2 separate regions of the Homo sapiens genome follow, and region 2 is linked to region 1. A link is an interaction called in ENCODE POLR2A ChIA-PET data of the cell type or tissue named here. Cell type or tissue: PC-9. All regions are shown on one strand. Each heading gives the region's core, and the rest is flanking DNA. Links, peaks and the distances in the headings are about the cores only.

Region 1 (9,914 bases), core at 3,006-5,505:
ATTTCAAGCCTTCCTTGTTCATGCTGCTGTGTTCCCTTTTCCTGATTCTAGCTCTTGGGGAACCCTGGGGAGCCTCCCCAGTAGCATTGGCCCTTGGGGCCCAGGTGAAGTCCTTTGCTTGGGGCCCTACCGTGAGCCCACAACCTCCAGGGTTTCTGTGGGAGAGGGCTGCTCCCCTAGACCCAGCAGGTCCCTGAGCCATTGGCAAAGAGGAGAGAGGCTGGGGCCACAGGTGGTGCTGGCCGAGGAAGGAGGAGTAGGGTCGCACAGAGGAGCACTGATGGATGGAGAACCAGTTCTGGGAGTTTGGGGAGAGATCAAGGCAGGAGGGAGCCCACTGGGCAGAACCTAAAGGTCCATATGGGCAGCATGCATACACAGGTGTGTGCTGGAGGGTTTCCATCCAGACCCCTACACTGGAAAAGGGTGGCTCCCATGTGATGCTTGGTGTCTGTGATCCTTCAGGAAAGTCTACAGTTTGGTACCCCAGGACTCGCTGGTCAGGAAAGCCCTGCAGGACATGAGTGTTAGGCCCGACGCCTGGCCCTTGGCAGCTTGGGAGGTGGCTGGGGCTGCTTTTGCCTTTGCCAGAGACAGCTCCAACTGAGGACCTCTCCAACGGGCCCATCCACAGTCCTTCCTTCCCCTAGTGTCTGGTAAGTGTGGGGACAGGAAGGAGGAGGGGTAGGTGGTGGCCTTGAAGTGTTGGGCTGGTGTGTTCCATTGGGTGGTGCCACTGGGGGATTTTAAAGGGAAGCCAAGAACATCTGTGTTCCAGAGGTCACTCTTGTGACACTCTGTTCAGAGTCAGCAGCCCCATGACTCTGGCATCACAACCCCCACTACCTCCAGCCATTGCCAAGTCTCTTAGAAGGTTGAGAAAGTCACTTGGCTGTCTGTGGGATGCTCCCATGTTCTTGGGCTTTCCACTCATTCATGCTTCCTGTGCTTCGTGTGTGTGTGTGTGTGTGTGTGTGTGTGTGTGTGTGTAGGTAGGTAGGTAGGTAGGTAGGTGTCCATGTGTGATTGTCCCCAGCACTCTAGGCCTAGGGGTTACCCAACATACACACCTCACCAGCACTACTGGTATCCAAACATCTGTTTGGGTTCTCTATATCTTTTCTTCTTGTTCTCAAGATCTTTGTCCCTGTAACAGCTAGAAGCACCAGACTTAGCAGAAAAATCCCCTGGGAATTCTAGATTTACCAGATTTGGGCAGGTAGGATCTTAAGCAAGTCCAGGCTGAATATGTGTTCTGGCCCTTCAGCCACAGCATGAGAACTTGGACACTAACTCCCGGTCCTCTGGTGTCAGGGGACAGACACTGGAGATTTCTATTAGCTTCACCAGGGGCGCCAGGAGCCTCAGGAAGGAAAGGTCAACAACCCAGCCTGGAGCAGTGTTTGCTTTGGAAATGCTGGGCCTTGCAGTTAGACTGATGGTACCCAGGAGGGGTATGTGTGTGTGAAAGCGCAGAGCTAGGGGACCCAGAGGTCCCTGAGGAGGCCCTGGGACTCCTGACTCCCTCCCCGTCCCTACCCTAGACCACCCCCTTTACTTTCTCCTCTGTGGCAAAGTAAAAAGAGAAGTGGCATCTGAGAGTCAGGATATTGGGTTTGGGATTCAATTCTGCCCTGACCAGCTCCTTAACCTTAACTTTGGGGCAAGTTATTAAACCTCTGAGGCTTGGTTTCCAAGTATAGCAGATGGACCCATCTCTGAGGTCCCAGCTCTGACATTCTGTGAGCAGTGGGAGTGAGGTGTTGTCTGTGGCTCGTGGATGGACCATCGTGAATACTTGGATGTTCCCTTCTTCCCTGGTTGTTTATCCCGGTGTTTTCCTCTTCCTGCCTTTGTGTGCCTTTCTCCCTCTCCTCTGCCTGTACTCTAGATCCGCCAGTGGCTTCTGCAGGAGTGACTTTCCCAACACGAGTCCTCGAGGCTAGAGGAACTTTAGGACTTCTTAAGACAGCAGCTGCAGCAACTCTGTCCCTCCTTTGCTCCATGTCGCCCCCTCTGGGGATCTGCCCACTGTGTCCTGGATGAGCCATCCACTCTGACCATCTGATCCCCTGAGATTGTCCCACAATGCAGCCATTCTCTGTGGACACTGCCAGGCACGCAGAGGTCCAATGTCTGGCTCTCCCGGACTCCTTGCTGCTGGCTCACTGCCCGATCAGTCCCTGGGAAACGCCTGCCTTTGGCTCTGCCAGCACTGGTGGGAACCTGCAAGAAATTTGAGCCCTGAACGTCTGCCTTGTCCTGTTGTCCTGTGCTCCAGGGAAGACAGGCGCGATGATGGACTCCCCGTTCCTGGAGCTGTGGCAGTCCAAGGCAGTGTCCATCAGGGAGCAGCTGGGACTCGGGGACCGGCCCAACGACTCCTATTGCTACAACTCGGCCAAAAACAGCACCGTGCTCCAGGGGGTCACCTTTGGTGGCATCCCCACTGTCCTGCTCATAGACGTCAGCTGCTTCCTGGTGAGAGCCCTCATGAGTCGTGTCCCACTGCCTCAGTTATTTGTTTAAATGCCCCACCCAGGGCCTTCTGGGAAACTTAGATGAGAAGTCAGACATAGCTGGGTTTAAATCTCAACTCTGCTGCTTACCAGCTCTGTGACTTAGGCGTGTTACTTAGCTTCTGTGCACCTCCCCTTTCTGCTCCGGAAATGGAGATCATAATTCCTATCTCAGAGAATTTTGGAATTTGGATAAGGCCAGAATACTCATATAGCTATGCCTGTGATTACTACCGTGATTGCAGAGCTCTCAGCCTGTCGTATCTTTAAGGCCCTTGGGAAGGGTCATCTCAAGGGGTTGAGACATGTGACTGGAGAGTACGGACTAGAATAGAGCAGCTGCAGTTCCCAAGTGTCACCTCCTGTTCCCCTCTGGCATCCCTGGGGTTTTTAAAGAATCAGAAGCTGGGCCAGGTACGGTGGCTCATGCCTGTAATCTCAGCACTTTGGGAGGCTGAGGCGAGTAGATTGCCTGAGGTCAGGAGTTCGAGACCAGCCTGGCTAACATGGTGAAACCCTGTCTCTACTAAAAATACAAAAAATTAGCCGGGTGTGGTGGTCGGCGCCTGTAATCCCGGCTACTCTGGAGGCCGAGGCAGGAGAATTGCTTGAACCTGGGAGGCAGAGTTGCAATGAGCCGAGATCACGCCACTGCACTCCAGCCTGTGCAACAAGAGCGAGACGCTGTCTCAAAAAAAACCAAAAAAACAAAAAAAAGAATTAGAAGCTGATTCTTAGAGCGTACCTTCAGCAGGTGGCCTTTCTTTAACGTAGATCTCCTTGTTCACAAAGATGCCCCATGGCATTGTTCTTCCTTATGCAGACTCAACGTTGGCTGGCTGAGATTTATTGGGGTTAAAGTGCCCCTTCTTTTCACAAATGCCATGGGCTGGCCAGTGCCTCTTGATACTGTCTCCTAACATGTGGCAGAGACCATCTGAGTGAAGGGGGCAGATGGCTCTGATGGAGTAAACATCCTTGGACTGCTTGGAGCTGGAGACTAGGCTCGGGTGGGGAACATGGGGAGGGTGGCTTAGGGTAGCAAGGAGGAGTGGGCAGGGGTGTGGGGGTGGATTTCAGAATTGGTGGGATTAGAGGAGGGTGGCCTTGGGTCTTCAGGGTGGGGAGAGTTTGGCCAAGGTGAGGAGTACAGAGAGGGGGACCTGGGCAGGGACCCTAGCTGGGCTGGGTGGGTATTGTTGCAACAGTGTTGGCTGAGAAGAGAGTCACCCTCTATTGTGCTGCTGAAGGTGAATTTTTTTTTTTTTTTTTTTTTTTTTTTTTTTTTTTTTTGAGACAAGGTCTCACTGTCACCCAGGCTGAAGTACAGTGGCATAATCACAATTCACTGCGACTTCCTCCTCCTGGGCTCAAGCAATCCTCCCACCTCAGCCTCCTGCATAGCTGGGACTACAAGCACATGCCACCGTGTCTGGGTTATTTTTGTATTTTTGGTAGAGATGGGATTTCACACCATGTTGCCTAGGCTGGTCTCAAACTCCTGAGCTCAAGCGATTCACCAGCCTTGGCCTCCCAAAGTGCTGGGATTACAGGAGTGAGCCATGGTGCCCGGCCAGGGGTGGATTTTTATTGCAGTAAGTTTTGGGGGTGGGGGAGGGGGGACACATAAGAGCCAGAGGGCCCTGGAGAGCATGGGTTTGTGGGAAGTGTCTGCACTGCACAGGCCAGGGCGGCAGCCGCTGTGGACAGAGAGGGCAGGCACCTGCTGAGCAGGTTTCGTGGTTTTCCTACAACATGACTCACCTGCCTTTGAAAATATGTCACCAACTTCCTGATTCACCTGAAGAAAATTCCACGAGAACTCAGTGCCTCTGGGGTTCAGGTCTTCTGGATTTCCTTTAGGAAAACAAAGCCTACCTTCAAAACCCCCGTTTCTGATCAGAGCAGGCAGGGATGTGCTTACTAAGATGTATTTCTCTACCTCCCTGAACCTCAAAGAGAGGGACCCTGTCTAGGGAGGGAAGAGAGGCAGGAACATGGCATGGAGCCTGCCAAGGTGGACTGTGGGGAGTGAGGACAGTCTAGAGTGTACAGATGTCTAGAGCTAAGCGGCTTAGTCCAGCCCTGAGGTTGCCATTGGACACAAGCTTGCTGAGGTGTCCCAGCTTACGGAGGCCAAGCCAGCCCGAGCACAGGTTCTCGTGGTGCCTTGCTGCCTGCATGCATGCTCTCTGCTGGGGGATTGCAGGGCCTGCGGGGCCTGCCTTCAGGGGAATCAAACTCAGAGGAAAAAACTGACCGTTTCTGGCTCAGCCTGAGGAGGCTCTGCTACCTTGGTTCTGTAATTTAAAATGAAATTTTCTGGCCAGCATGGTGGCTCACGCCTGTAATCCCAGCACTTTGGGAGGCTGAGGCAGGTGGATCACCTGAGGTCAGGAGTTCGAGACCAGCCTGACCAATATGGTGAAACCCTGTCTCTACTAAAATACAAAAATTAGCTGGGTGTGGTGGCGGGCACCTGTAGTCCCAGCTACTCTGGAGGCTGAGGCACAAGAATTGCTTGAACCCGGGAGGGGAAGTTGCAGTGAGCCGAAAGAAAAAAATTTTCTGTAAAGTGAAGAAGGATGCTGGTTCCTGGGGCTGCTCTGGGGCCAGACCTTACCCTCCTGCTCGGGGCCACTGAAGGCAGAGCAGGGCCCGAGACTGGGCCTTGTGGTGTTACCGCTGCCTTGAGAGCAAGAGACAGGGCTGACGTGCAGAACTAGGCAGGCTCCAGGCAAGCTTGGCGTCAGCGCTGGCAGCCTTGGTGGCGTGGGCACAGGTGACAGGAGCCTGGTGAAGGGGGTGAGCAAAGCATCCGGGCTACTGAGCTGCATGGCCTTGGGCACTTCAGTGCCCTCTCTGGGCCTGGGTGTTTTCCTTCTAGCCCTGCTGAGTGCGGGCAGGTGGGCTTTACCCCTGAGACCGCTGTGTCTTCTAATGAGAAGCCATCCAATATGCTTTTACTTGGTTTCTTTTCTGTTTTTAGTTCTTAATCTTGGTGTTTTCTATTATAAGAAGAAGATTCTGGGACTATGGCCGCATTGCCCTGGTGTCAGAAGCAGACAGGTAAAGACATATCGCCTAGGCTGTGAGCATGCGTGTGCGTACGTGTGAGTGTGTATATGTGCGTGAGTGTGTATATGTGCGTGTGTGCATATATGTGTGTATAGTGTGTGTGTGTGTGTCCCTGGAATGGGCTAGGGGCTTATGAAGCCCTCCATGTGGGCAGGACCCACACATGACACTGCTATGAGATTGTGTTCATTAAGTGTATCTACCTGGCCTGTACCAATAGCTGTTCTCTTTGCTCTTCACCACAGACCCATGAGGTCAGCCTCGCTACCCTCATTGTGCTCACAAAACAAAAAACAAAAACAAAAACCCAGGCTCAGATGCTCAGCTCCCTCAGGGCTTCTGTTGGGCCAAGGCTATGAACCTTGTTGGCTTCAGACTGGTTGCTTTAGATACTGAGGGCTTTCGTCATCCTCTGAAGAGGATGCCCATTTTCTTTCTCACCTTGAGTATTTTTAAGTGATCATCTTTGAAATTAATTAGCTTGGGGCCAGGGCTGAGTGAGGATCAAGGGCAGCAGAGCCATCAGGGAACTGCCCCACCCTCCTGCCAGGTCAGCGCCGGGTTTGGATGAGTCTGTTACAAAGCACAGGCTCCCTCGGCCAGGCTTCAGGTCCTTCCAGTTCTGCGTGGGGCTCCAGGATTCTCTGTTCATGTCGCCTGAAGGGTGACAGTGAATTCTGGATCTGCACAACCTGACGTTCCAGCTCCAGCTGGCTGTTTGCACCCAGGATCTTGTGTCAGATGTGGTAATAGGAAGTGAGTGATGAAAACTCAGGGACTGGCCCCAGCTGCCACCCAGAGCCCCAGAGGGGCTCTGGCAGACCCTCCACTCTCGGGCGCCTCCTGACATGTGGCCTGTGCGGCAGGGTCCTTTGAACTGGGAAGAGGAGGTGTACCTGAAAATGCACCATCTTTCCCCGTGATCCCTGCTCTGGGATTTGCTAAAGCCTGAGGTGATGATGACCTTGGACTGTTGGAGAGAAACTTTTGGGACATCTGATGCCTTTACGGCACATTCAGCTGGAAGTGGGGCCATGTACTCTGGTTGAAAAGACCACCTGGGGATCAGAGGGCCCTGCTGTATCCCTGGCTGTGCGACCTTGGTCAAGGCCCCAAACTTAATAGGGTCGGTCTCCTTCTGTCCTCTCTTCCCCATGAGGTCACGGTGAAGGTCAAAAGGGACAGTGTCTCTGCAAAGGCTTTTAAAGTTAAGTTTCGTCATGTGTTTTGTCTTTAGTAGGGGGGCAGTAGAACCAGGAATAGGAGACTAGAGAAAAGGAGTCACAGCCAGGCATGTTGGCTCACACCTATAATCCCAGCACTTTGGGAGGCCGAGGCGGGGGTGGATCATGAGGTCAGGAGTTCAAGACCAGCCTGGCCAAGATGATGAAACCCCATCTCTATTAAAAATACAAAAATTAGCCAGGCATGGTGGCGGGTGCCTGTAAGCCCAGCTACTCGGGAGACTGAGGCAGAGAATTGCTTGAACCCGGGTGGCAGAGCTTGCAGTGAGCCAAGATCACCCCACTGCACTTCCAGCTTGGGTGACAGAGCCAGACTCTGTCTCAAAAAAAAAAAAAAAAAAAAAAGAAGAAAAGCAGTCACATATACGTATTGCAAACACCTCAGATTTATAGCGCATGGGGTGTTTTTATGGGGGTACTCGCAAGAAAGGATCTGATTAAAATGCCACAATATAAAGTGCCATCATTTGTCCACTCTAAAACATATGTTTTGACATTTTCTCATCTCTGAAATTGGAAGGCATCTTGTTATTGATGGGTGGTCATAGTTTATTTGGCAGCATTTTTTCTTTAGTGTTTCATAAAATAATTGTGCAAATTACAACCAGTGGTATCTTAGATTTGATAAAATGTAGTATTTATTCCAAGTTTTATTTGATAATATAGGGAAATATGCTATAAATAGGCAACACTTTGAAGTCAGTTTAGCTAGACGAGTCACAGTGGTGTGGTTTCTGGGTGTTGACCCCTTGCTATTCATCCCGTATAACATAGAGTTTTATACCATGCCTGGGAATGGTCATTGTCCTTGTCTCTATCTTTCACAGAGTGAGTTATATTTTGTCCCAGCCATCGAGGGCTGGTAGCTTTGGTTCTGAGCTCCAAGAGGCAGCAAAATACTGGATGTGATCTTTTTGACTTGTTTGGCTTTTTTTTTTTTCTAAGAATTATCTGTCATTTTTTTTCTTTTTGTGTCTCTAGCGAGTCCAGATTTCAGAGATTGTCATCGACTTCCTCCTCAGGTCAACAAGACTTTGAAAATGAGCTGGTTGGTATCTAAGGCCCAGTTGTGGTCATGGCCAGGGGGTGGGGACTGGCAGTCATGGTTTTGGGGAGGGAGCAGGGCGGATCTTGAGCGGCAAGTGCTGGAGAAAGTGCTTTTCTGCATCGACGAAGGCACCTGAACTTGGGAAATACCACAGGAGGGATGGCAGCTGGATGACCCGGGACCTTGAGACTGGATGAATTTGCAGGCAGGAAGGGGTACGGAATCCCTTGGGCTTCCCCAGCACTTCTCTCTCTTACACCTATGGCTTTGTATGACAGTTAATTATGGACTTGCTGGCTGGATTATGAGCCAGATGTGGGCAGGAGCCCTGCCCTCTCCAGCCCTGTTTCCCAGCGCCTGATGCATAGTAGGTGTTTAGTCATTGTTGAATGAATTATTGAACAAATATTTGTCTTTCCTAGCTGGATAACAGCCCAGCTTTAGGGGTATTAAGTTTAAGAGATGTGAAGGACAATAAAACCTGCAGACACCCTTTCCCCCTAACACCCACTCCAGCGGACCGTCCAATCCATTAGGCTTGTTTCCTCTCTTTTGCCTCACCTCTTGGTCAGTGATTGTAAACAATCAAACAGCAGCCCACATCACTTTGCCCAGAGCTGCCCTGAGCTTTCATCAGCTTTTGATCTAAGTTTTGTGATTTGACCACGAAGTTGTCAGGAGATTTTAGCAAGAGTTCCAGGCATGTGGTGTATATTGTGAAGTACTGGGCTCATGCTTGCTGAATATGGGATAAAAGCACTGTTTTTTATACAACAGGAGGTTAAATGGTTATTTAATGTCAAAGACAATGGTTACATCTGCCTCTCAAAGACACAAATGTTGGAAGCTAATCCCTGTTCTCTCCGTTTCCAGGGATGCTGTCCCTGGCTGACTGCCATCTTCCGTCTGCAGTGAGTACACCCGGGGGCAGCTGCTGGGGGGCCTTTGGGCTGGTTTTTTTGGGTGTTTGGCCAGTCAAGAGGCAAGAGCCAAGATGCTTGATCTTAAGATGGTGTCTCTTAGATACTTTTTAGTTAATGTCCAAAGCAGTATGTGAGGGCTGAGAATCAAGGTGACCAGGCAGCCCCTGGGGTCAGGGGCAGAGGAAGGAGGCCTGTAGGATTGGAGCCTCCATGCTGGAGGGCACACAGTGCCTGCTGGAGCCTGGGGCTTCCCAAATTGAGCTGGATCCCAAGAGTTCTTGAAGATAGAGATGAACTTTATTTATTTCAACATATTCAGTGGAAATCATATGTTCATCTCTCATAATACTGCACAAACTAATTAAAGCTATTTTTTTGCTTTAATTATTCAACTTAATATTTAACACCAATTAGATGTCAATGGACGCTCTCATAGGCAGGTTTGCATGTCTTTGAATTAGTGAAAAGTGAAGAAATATAATACATTCAATTCATTTGGTTACAAGTTTTCTTTTTTTCAATGGGGCCCATGGAGAGAAAGCTAAAAGATTATTAAAGGTGATTAAGAGCCAGTTAGTTACCTCTCATGTGGTGTAGGGAGCCAGGAGGCGGGGGGGGGCGGGGACTGATGTGAGTCTTGGTTCTCACCTGCTGCCATATTCCATTGAATCTAAGAAGTTATTGTTGTAAGATGCATGTTTTTTTTTTTTTCAGACCGAGTTTCGCTCTTGTCGCCCAGGCTGGAGTGCAATGGCACGATCTCGGCTCACCGCAGCCTCCGCCTCCCGGGTTCAAGCAATTCTCCTGCCTCAGCCTCCAGAGTAGCTGAGATTACAGGCATGCGCCACCATGCCCAGCTAATATTTTTGTATTTTTAGTAGAGACAGGGTTTCTCCATGTTGGTCACGCGGATCTCCAACTCCCGACCTCAGGTGATCTGCCTGCCTCGGCCTCCCAAAGTGCTGGGATTATAGGCATGAGCCACCGCGCCCGGCCCAGGTGCATGTTATTTTATATAGCACTAAGAACAAGAAAATGTTGTCAGCTAAGCTACCATCAACTATAACGATAGCGTACACCTCATTTCAGAGGAGTTGAAATA
Region 2 (9,914 bases), core at 3,150-5,649, 62 kb after region 1:
TGAATGAATTTAAAAATTCTTTGAATGAGAGCATAGAAAATTAATCAGAACTTTTGAACAAGAAGAGCTGAATTCCCCTTGAGGAATAATAAATATAACCTACTTAGCCTAGTTGGTAGAGACAGACCATAAGATGCAGGAAGAGGGCTGAGTAGGTGGCATGAGGCACTATAACGCCCCCTGACCCCAAAGAAGACTGGAGAACCAGTATCCTAGGCGCACTACAAATATCAGGGTTTTGGGTCTAAAAAGATGGGGTCAGACTCAGATCCGGCCACACAAAGTAAAGGGCAGGTCTACCGCCTGCCCAAAGACTCCCCTCCCCCAACCCAAGCAAGCAGTCAGAACCTCACCACAAGAAAGTGCTCCTAAAATCGCAGTAAAGTGCTAGCCGGCCATGACTCAGCACTTGCCATGTGCCCGGCCTTGGCTAAGTGCATTGCAGGGCAGAATGCCCAAGTATTTTTCCAGAACAAAGGCCATGAGGTGGACCCAGCCCTGCGACAGTTGGGCAGGCCTGGCTCTGACTGTGTTTCTCTAATAGTGACTGAGACTCACAGCAGCGTGAAAAGCCAGTGCTTCTCCTGGGGGAAGTCTGCCACTTTGGGGAGGAAAGTGTGGGGGCAGAGAGGGTAAGGGAAAAACTATGGCATGACCTGCCCCTCAGATGCCAGGCCAGAGAGGTAGGTGGGCTTGGAGGGTCTGCTGCTTCTGCAGGCCTGGTCCCAAGCCTGCCCCCATACTGCCCTCCCCAGCACCCCAGCCTCATCACTCCTCCCTGGGGAAGGCGAAGGGAACATCCAGTGGAAAGGGAAAAACGGATGGCTTCCCTCCCATTCCTGGCCTGCCTGCCAAGCGGACGCAGGATGGGAGCCTGGGAGCGTTCCTGCTGTGAACTCCCTGTCAGCAGCTACCCAAGCCTTGGGGCTCCCAGGGGCTTCCCAAAAGCCATCCTGAAGCTCCCAGCCCCACTCCCTTGGCTGGCCCAAGAGTGACGGAGGCAAACCCTGGGGGGAACTCCCAGCTTCTCCCTCAGCCATTGTCCCTGAACCCCAGGGACCCCTGGAGACTCAGGATGGAAGAGGCCGGATGCAGGCAAGCTGGGATTGTGCACCAGGCCAATGGCCGTGTTTATCTCTGTGCAAGCGCCGGAGCCAAGCCCTGGGAAAACAGCTTAGAGCCAGAAACCAAGGGAAAGGAAAAATGCAGTTTACAAGCAGGAAAAAAAAAGCTGGGGGAGAGTAAAAGAGCAGTAAAAAGTGTCAGGAGACAGCCTTCTTGGGGGCAGGAGTGCTGTTCTGGGGCATATCGCCCTCTGTGTGGGAGGGAATTCCCTCCACCTCCATGCTATCTACATGTCTGGAGAGATAGAAAGAAAACAATTTGGGATTGGCACTGGGATGCCAATGTGGTTGAGGGAGCCCCGAGCCAGCCCGCGGGCAGTTAGGCCCTCACTGCCTGCTTTGCTGCCTGGCCCTGCTGCCTGCCAGCCATGTAGCCTCAGGTCAGTGACTCCACTTCTCCAGGCCTCCGTGGCCCCATCTGCTGTGGAGGGTCTGGAGAGGGGAAGGGGAAGGCCACGCGGGTGGGCTGGCCAAATCCTGTGCACCTTCGGAGAGGGGACGGCTACTTCCACACTCTTTAAAGGCCACACAAACTTTAAGTTACAGAACTCAAGAAGACCGAGAGATGCCCCACATGCTGCAGGGCTCATGAGCTCTTGGCCTGGAGTTTCATTTGAGGTCCCATTCCATCTCACATTCTGCCAATTAAAATTAGAGCTGTTGAGTTGCTTCCATTGGTTCTAAATTACCAGAGAAAAAACTCAAGCAGAACCCAGTTCACCACCTATAAAGAAAAAGCATTGCCCTCTATGCAATTTCAGTCCTTGACATTCTCTTTTTTTAATCTTTTAAAATTAAAAAAAGTTAGAATAACTTGTTTTTTCTTTTAATTTTAAAGACAGAGCCTTGCTTTATTGCCCAGGCTGGAGTGCAATGGTGCAATCTCAGCTCACTGCAGCCTCGACCTCCCAGATTCAAGCAATTCTCATGCCTCAGCCTCCTGAGTAGCTGGGATTACAGGCACCTGCCACCACCATGCCCGGCTGATTTTTGTATTTTTAGTAGGAAAGGGGTTTCGCCATGTTGGCCAGGCTGGTCTCAAACTCCTGTTAAGCGATCCGCCTGCTTTGGCCTCCCAAAGTGCCGGGATTACAGGCATGAGCCACCATGCCGGGCCAGTCCTTGGCATTCTCTACTTGAGTGGAGAGAGGCTCCTATTCCAGGGGATAATAGGAGCAGATCATATAACACACTTACCGGAGTTCCTTCCCACCATTAACCACACTCTGCACCTCCCCCTTCTCCCCAAGGTGTCTTTTCCTCAACAATGTGCTCCACGATCTGGAAGCTTCCTTGCAGTGTGTAACAGGAGAGCACTGAAAGCCGGGCCTCATGGAGGAACCTGAGCCTGCCGTCTCATCTAGCAGAGCAGCAAGAGGACTAGGGGTGCTTCCTGTAGGGCAGCCCGAGGACCAGGGTCCGAGTTCTGGGTTGTTTGGTCGTGGTGAAGGTTAGTTTGTTTGTGGCAATGCTTAGGTTTCAAAAAGGAGTTTAAAAGTCCCAAAAGACTAAAAATATTTATGGGGTTCAATCAACAGTCCTGAAGGCAACTCTGAAATTAAGATGTTCCATCTCGACCGGGTGCCGTGGCTCACGCCTGTAATCCCAGTACTTTGGGAGGCTGAGGCAGGTGGATCGCTTGAGCCCAGGAGTTCAAGACCAGCCTGGGCAACACAGTGAAACCTTGTCTCTACAAAAAAAAAAAAAAAAAAAAAAGAAAATTAGCTGGGCATGGTGGTGCACGCCTGTAATCCCAGCTACTTGGGAGGCTGAGGATGGCTTGAGCCTGGTGGGGCGGAGTTTGCAGACAGCTGAGATGGCGCCACTGCACTCCAGCCTGGACAACAGAGCCAGACCCTGTCTCAAAAAAAAACAAGACAAAAACAACGATGTCCTGACAGGGTATCACTATGACCCGGATAGCAGCCTTCCTGGTAGGGTCTGGAAGTCCTGCCTCAGTGAGGCACACATGGAACCGGAAGAGGGCAGGGTTGCTTCTTCCACCTGGTGGCTGTGCCCCGACCTGGTGGCTACATTTGCTGGGCCCACTGCTGTTTCCCCACAGGAACAACTTGGCAGCAAACAGGTCCTGCCACAGCCAGAAAAACTGGAACGTGGGAAAGTATATTCATTTCCCCCAAAGAGCTGGTAAGAGTCAGTCTTCTCTTATCACTGCAGGATATACCCATACCTGGAAAGATGGCCTTGGGGCTTGGCACTGGGACCAATGTATTTCTCTTACTTTCCTAAAGTCTCTCCGAAATTAGCCAAGTCTCACCAGTTCTAGCAGAAAGAGGGCTACAATTTTGTAGGACCGGAAAGTCACCCCTCAATGCGGCCAGTGTCTCTCGTTCCACAGGGAAAGCAAATTCCCAGGCTGAGTTGCCAGAGGACAAGCTGAGGTGGTGGCCTTTGGTGAGGGCTGGAGGGCCAATGGCTGCCTGCTCCTGGCCTCTCACGGCATGGCTCTCTGACCCTTCAGGGATGCACTGAGACCTCCTGCTCCCGGTCACCAGCCTCCCACAGCCTTCAAGAGTCACAGTCCAGGCTGCTCCTGGACTAAAGCCAGCCAGGCGGGCCCGTGGCAGAGACACTCAGAACACGGCCTAGACTTCAGGATGTGTCTGGGCACCCCCAACCGCTGTGAGGAAGGCTAGAGAAGCCCTGAGCTGTGACACTGGGGTGGGAAGACTTAAACACACCATCTCCCATACTACAACCATCTTAAGAAGAGGTAGTTTTTCTTTTTAAAAATTATTTGAGACAGGGTCTCGCTATGTTGCCCAGGGTGGTCTTGAACTCTTGGGCTCAAGAGATCCTCCTGCCTCAGCTTCCTAAAGTGCTGGGATTACAGGTGTGCTCCACCACTCCCAGCTAATTTATTCTTTATAGAGACGAGGTCTCACTTTGTTGCCCAGGCTGGTCTCAGAACTCCTGGGCTCAAGTGATCCACCCACCTCAGCTTCCCAAAATGCTGGGATTACAGGTGTGCGCCATCTTGCCCAGCCACTTTTTCTGTTTTAAAAAGAATTAAAAATGAAGCTCAGATATGTGAAGTAGTTAATCCAGCTCTTAAGTACCAAAAAGACATTCAAATTCAGTCTCTATTCATCAAACTTCCCAAATGCTAAAGGCAGCAAAAACTCCTGCTCCCGACCTAAGAACAAGGCCTGTGATCCTAGTTTGTGGAGTAGCTGGAGAATTTTCCAGAAGTCTCTTTAACTCCTCAGAGAAAAGAACACTTTCCCCTCTTCTGCAAGCTTGCTCAGTTAGGCCTTGGAGAGCCTAATGGGTGTGGCTGTGCGGGGGCTGGACCATGCACTAAACCACACCCACCCACCAGGCAACAGACGGAAAGACACAGACAGCAGGGCGGGTGGGCATGAGGACTCCACACCAGGTCTCTGAACCCATCTCCTGGAATGCCGTAGGTCAGGCTGTGGCAGTCAAATGGCTGCTTTCTGCTGAGAAAGGATGAACTATGACTTCCCCTGGGAAAGTAAATAAACCTTGACAATAGGGGAGGCTGCTCAGTGTGAGCTTGGTTTGCACAATCGTGTGCTCAGTTATATAACGGAGGATTGGATTGCGCAGTTTTCTCCTTGTTGAGAGGAAGCTCTTCCTGGAGCGCCCACCAGCTCCTCCCTCCTCAGGAGAGGGGTGTGGCTGGATCCTTGGCAACGCTTTGGTCCCCTAACGGGGGAACTGCTGGGGTGCCTTCTCCCTCCTGCAATCCCCACCTTATCCCACAGCCCCTTGGAGACTCTGCTCCTAAGCCACTAGGTCTGGGTCAAGAACCACACACAGGCAGCCCAGGGGGCCAGCTGGGCTGGGCAGTGACCCTCCTGCCTTGACTCAGGGCTCTTGAACTCTTAAGATTTTGCCTCCCCTACCCTGTGGCCAGGGCCTTCACTCTAGTTGAAGTGTCTTCACTGGACCCAGCAGAGGCTACAGGGCCCACTGAGTCCCTTCAAAACTTACTGTTTCCCTCCTACACATTCCTTTCCTGAAATCCCTTCAGACTTTGCCACAGAATCATCACATAGCAGAGCTGCAAGAAGGCCTGCAGATCGCTGAGCCTAACCTCATTTTACAGATGAGGTCCAGAGAGGGGACACATTAATGGCAGAGCTGGGACATGAGCCAAGTCTTTTTTCCAGCCCAATCCTCTTCCCACATCACTGTATTACCTCTCAAAGGAATGAATTGCTGTTGATGGGATTTATGGCCCTAGCAGAGGTGGGTTTTCAGTATGAGATCCTAGGCACCCCTCGAATCACTATCTGTCTATCCCATCTGTGCCCACTCTGTCCCCGAGTGGGTGGGCTTCGAGCTACTTCTTCAGCAGGGGTGACCAGCTCATGCTTGGTCCTCCCTTATTTGGTACACCCAGCTGTGATCCATGTGGTTGAACCTCTTGGCGTAAGAACTGAGAAATGAATCTCGGTAGCCCCTGCTTTCACATGTCTGGGCCTGGGCCAAGATACCAGAACGGGAATCAAGGTGCCAGGTGAGCAATCACCAAGCCTGGGTATCAGGTCGACAGGAGGGGCACTGTGCATTGGTGAACCTGGGCTCCCTGAAAATGCCAGTTATGCTTAAGACATCAGGCAGGAACCAGGACACCCCAGGAGAGTCACTCCACCTCCTGCAGTGGTCAAGATGCCCTTTCTGCAAAGGTCCCTCTGCCCACAGAGCCCTCATTCAGGGCTTCCTGAAGATGTTCCCAGCCGCGTAAGTCCATGCCAGCTAGTGTGCTTCAGGCACAGCTGAGAGGCAGGAGGCATCACGCAGAGAGCATGTGGCTTGTCACAGATGGTGCTGAGGTTCACCCTGGCTGTCTTGCTGAGTAGTTATTTTCTGTGGAAGGTCCTTCCTTTCCTGGAATTGGGAAGAAGGCCGCAGAAAGCTCAGGAGTCCCCTCACTTACAGACTGAGCTAGTTCAGTTTATCCAGTAGGTCACTCATCAGCTTGACCCACACTCTGCAAACACAAACATCAGGCCATTCAAGCTGGGCACACTCCTGCCCCCAGCCTTTGCACCTGCACCCCAGGCAGCAGCTTGGCTGCTCCCTAACTCTTCAGGTCTATGCCAGTGCCACCCTTCAGTGAGGCCTTCCCTTTCCACCTGGCACTCCTCTCCCCTCTTTAAAGTTTTATTTATCTCCATATTACACATCATCTTCTAACATACTTTATAGTTTACAAATGTATTTTGTTTATTATCCCTCTGCCCCTAGAACTGCAAATCCCACGAGGGCATGCTCCCCGCTGTGCCTCAGTTCCACAGTGAGCAGTTCCTAAGTACCGCCCATGCCTCCTCAGCGCCTCCTAGGTGTGGAAATTTGGGAAAGAAAAACTGCTTGGAGAGCACTCGCAGAGTTTTTGCTGCTAAGTCAGACCAAGTGGGGCCAGTGAAAGGCCCCCTATTATCCCCCAAACCTAGCTCCCTGAAGGAGGCAACCGTTACACCAGAAAACAATGTTACTTTCTGGAGAAGTGTGGCTTCCTGAAAATGTTTATTTTAAATTATGCTGGATGCAGAGGAGGCTGCACAGTGGTACCGAAACAGCCACCAACCCCAAGGTCCTCAACAATTTTCCACCAACAGCTCATCAATCCCAGCAAAGGGCTGTCCTGGAAGCGGGCCTGCCAAGTGCATGGGTCCCCCTCACCTCCCACCTCCAGCCACAAGCTGAGCCCTCACAGAACTTCCAGGACAACGAGTGTTGCCTGTAGGGGCGGATCCAGGCTTTGCGGAACCTGAAGTTTAAACAATGGGAGGTGGGCTATGGAGGGGGCATTCAACTTTAAGAAAAAAAAGTCAAAATTAGGATTACAACATTGCTAGGCACCCCACCTCCAAGATCTCGGGAGCCGCCAGGGCAAGGAAGGAGCCAGAAGCTCAGAGAAAACCGACATCTGCCAGGGAGGGAGGCAGGCGGCCACTCGGTCTCCGCGGCGCTTTTGCTCAGGTTGACCACATTCCCTGGCTTCAACTACAAGGTGAACTCCCGGGCAAGTTTCCTGTTCTACAAGAGGAGAGGGCTGGCCTTCAATCCCGAGACCAGAGCGAGGGGGTGCCGGGCGGCGGCTGCGGCAGCAGATGGAGATGAAAGCGCATTTCAACTAAAAGGTGTGATCAGTGTCAGGCCTCTGAGCCGAAGCTAAGCCATCATATCCCCTGTGGCCTGCACCTACACATCCAGATGGCCGGTTCCTGCCTTAACTGATGTCATTCCACCACAAAAGTGAAAATGACCTGTTCCTGCCTTAACTGATGACATTGTCTTGTGAAATTCCTTCTCCTGGCTCATCCTGGCTCAAAAGCTCCCCTACTGAGCACCTTGTGACCCCCCCCACTCTGCCCGCCAGAGAACCCCCCTTTGACTGTAATTTTCCTTTACCTACCCAAATCCTATAAAACGGCCCCACCCCTATCTCCCTTGGCTGACTCTTTTCGGACTCAGCCCGCCTGCACCCAGGTGAAATAAACAGCCATGTTGCTCACACAAAGCCTGTTTGGTGGTCTCTTCACACGGACGCGCATGAAAATCAGTGTTCCGACTTGGGTGACAAATTAAGTGCATTTCACCGCCGAGCGAGCCACGGCCCTGGAAGCAGAGCTCGCCCAGGCCAGGGGACGCGGTGCGCTCTCGGGGTCGCGAGCCTCCCTCCCTGCGGCGTCCGCCCACAGTCTGGGACGCGGAATTCCCTGCGAGAAGTCCGCGGTCGCCTGCAGGCTCCTTCCCCCAGTAGGCGGCACGCGCAGTCTCCTGGCCGGGGCAGGAGCTGGGGGCGGACCAACTACAAGTCCCTCTGCACCCCTGCGGGCCGACCGCAGCCCCGACCCCTCGGCGCCCCGGCCCGCCGCCCACCCCGGCGGCCGAGCCCGCGCGGAGCCCGAACCGCGTCTGCGTCCGGGGAGTGCGGGCCCGGCCGGCCCCGGGCGCTTACGGTCTCGGCTCGCAGGCTCCGGCGGCGGCAGGCGCGCGATCTCTCCGGCTCCCTGGCTCTCCTCGGCTAGTTTTCAGCAGCCCCGGCGCAGTCTCCGCCCAAGCCCGGCCTCCGAGCGGGGCGTTCCCCGGCCTGGAGGACCCGGGAAAGTCTCTAGGCCTGCCTAAGGCTCCACCTCTGCCAGGGATAAAACGGGCTACTTAAAGGGCGGTCCGCGGCCCCGCGGCCAGAAATGGAGAGAAGCGTTTGGCAGCTCCTACAGCAGTTTGATCCCGTAACTTCGTCAGTTGAATCTAAAAACAAAAATCCAAACTTGCATGATGTATGTCCTTTTTTTTTTTGGAGACAGAGTCTCACTCTATCACCCAGGCTGGAGTGCAGTGGTGCGATCTCGGCTCACTGCAGCCTCAAGCGATCCTCCCACTTCGGCCTCCAGAATAGCTGGGACTACAGACTGCGCCACCACACCTGGCTAATTTTTTAAGTTTTGTAGATACGGGGGTCTCACTTTGTTGCCTAGGCTGATCTTGAACTCCTGGGCTCAAGCGATGCACCTACCTCCGCCTCCCAAAGTGGTGAGATTATGGGCGTGAGCCACTGCACCTGGCGGTGTATGTCTTTTTAATTTCATCTTTCTAGCAATTCATTCTTAGTATATTTAACAAACATATTGGTCCGTGACATGCTTGGAAATCTAAAAACAAATTAGTGTCTTTATACAGAGAATGTGAGAAGCAATGGTCTGAAGCACTCTTGGGGGTCTTCATGGTGAGGACCAGTATAGGATGCTGAGTTCAATGCCAGGGGAGCAACCTCTTAGTGAATCCCCTCCCGCTTTGGAGAGAGCTCAGGGCCCAGGCGGGTGGTTGCTGGGGCTCTTTTAGCTTCCGTGAGAGCGTTGATCCCCAGCCCCTCATCGTTAGAAAGCCTGTCCCATCGCCTCTGCCATCACCCCTCCTTAGCTTCTCTCTTCACCTGCTCAGAGGTGCAGTTCTTTCAACCACCAGCATCCTCACGATCTCGGTGGACAGACTACAGCTAGGAGGCCACATGCAGGGCCCGTGGCTGGAGTTCTAAGCTTCTGACTGTCACCTTGCACACTTCAGGATAAGGTTCACCACCACCCACCTTCCCTTGGCCTCCAACCTTTCTGCTCACCCTGGCCCAAGAATTCTGGCCGGCAGACGCACTCACCTCACTCCCACCTCCAAACTTTTGCTCTTGCAGTACTGCCGGACAGGGTGCCCTCCTCCATCCACATGTAGAGTCCTCTTGTCCTTTAATTCTACACCCTCCTATAAAAGCTTTCTCTTGCAACTGCAGTCTCTGACATCTCTGTATTCCTTTCAGAACCTGCAGTCTGGGAGAGTTCTTTCCCCTCCCCTCCAAATAGTTCACACAGAAGCTCTGCCTCTGGCCACTTCACCAGGGGACCCAAATTCGTTACTCTTAAAACTGCAGTGATGGTGAAACAGGTAGGAGTCAGGACTTAACGCCAGAGGTGGGGCTTGGACACCAGATTGAGGACCAAATTGAGGACTAGCTAAAACAGGGACTGGGTGGAAGATGAGCATAAGATATGCCCATCATATCAGTGTGCCATGTCAGTTTACCAGGGCACGCCCCTGGAGTTATCACCCCCCTTCCATGGCAATGACCCGAGGACCCAAAAGTTACTACCCTTTTCCTAGAAATGTCTGCATAAACTGCCCCTTAATCTGCATGTAACTAAAAGTGGGTATCAACATGACTGCAGAATCGCCCAGAGCTGCTGCTCTCAGCACACTGCCTGTGGGGCAGCCCTGCACTGCAGGAGCAGGCCCCCTCTGCTG

What was found. ChIA-PET counts read pairs that join two places held together with the same protein. Peaks named below come from ENCODE experiments on the same cell type or tissue, not always from the same donor. Only the 100,000 strongest peaks of a DNase experiment are listed, where the experiment ranks them.
Region 2: POLR2A ChIA-PET joins it to region 1 with 6 read pairs; 14 of 35 experiments call an interaction of 5 or more read pairs at or near these places.

Annotation. Positions count from the first base shown.
Region 1 is chr1:225,869,962-225,879,875 of GRCh38, reverse strand. It overlaps TMEM63A (transmembrane protein 63A), which reads left to right. Exons shown (of 25, transcript NM_014698.3): 2 at 466-656; 3 at 2,282-2,481; 4 at 5,509-5,588; 5 at 7,823-7,889; 6 at 8,763-8,800. The coding sequence starts at 2,296. Among named protein-coding and RNA genes, the nearest start is that of TMEM63A, 7.5 kb to the left of the region's middle. In PC-9, for the core only: no CTCF peak of the experiment used is centred there; DNase peaks (open chromatin) are centred at 3,875 and 4,275; H3K4me3 peaks cover 652 bases; H3K27ac peaks cover 2,500 bases.
Region 2 is chr1:225,808,338-225,818,251 of GRCh38, reverse strand. EPHX1 (epoxide hydrolase 1) reads right to left here and starts at 8,128. Exons shown (of 9, transcript NM_001136018.4): 1 at 8,083-8,128. RefSeq lists enhancers at 1-447, 448-1,275 and a silencer at 7,951-8,170. In PC-9, for the core only: no CTCF peak of the experiment used is centred there; a DNase peak (open chromatin) is centred at 4,611; H3K4me3 peaks cover 1,081 bases; H3K27ac peaks cover 2,500 bases.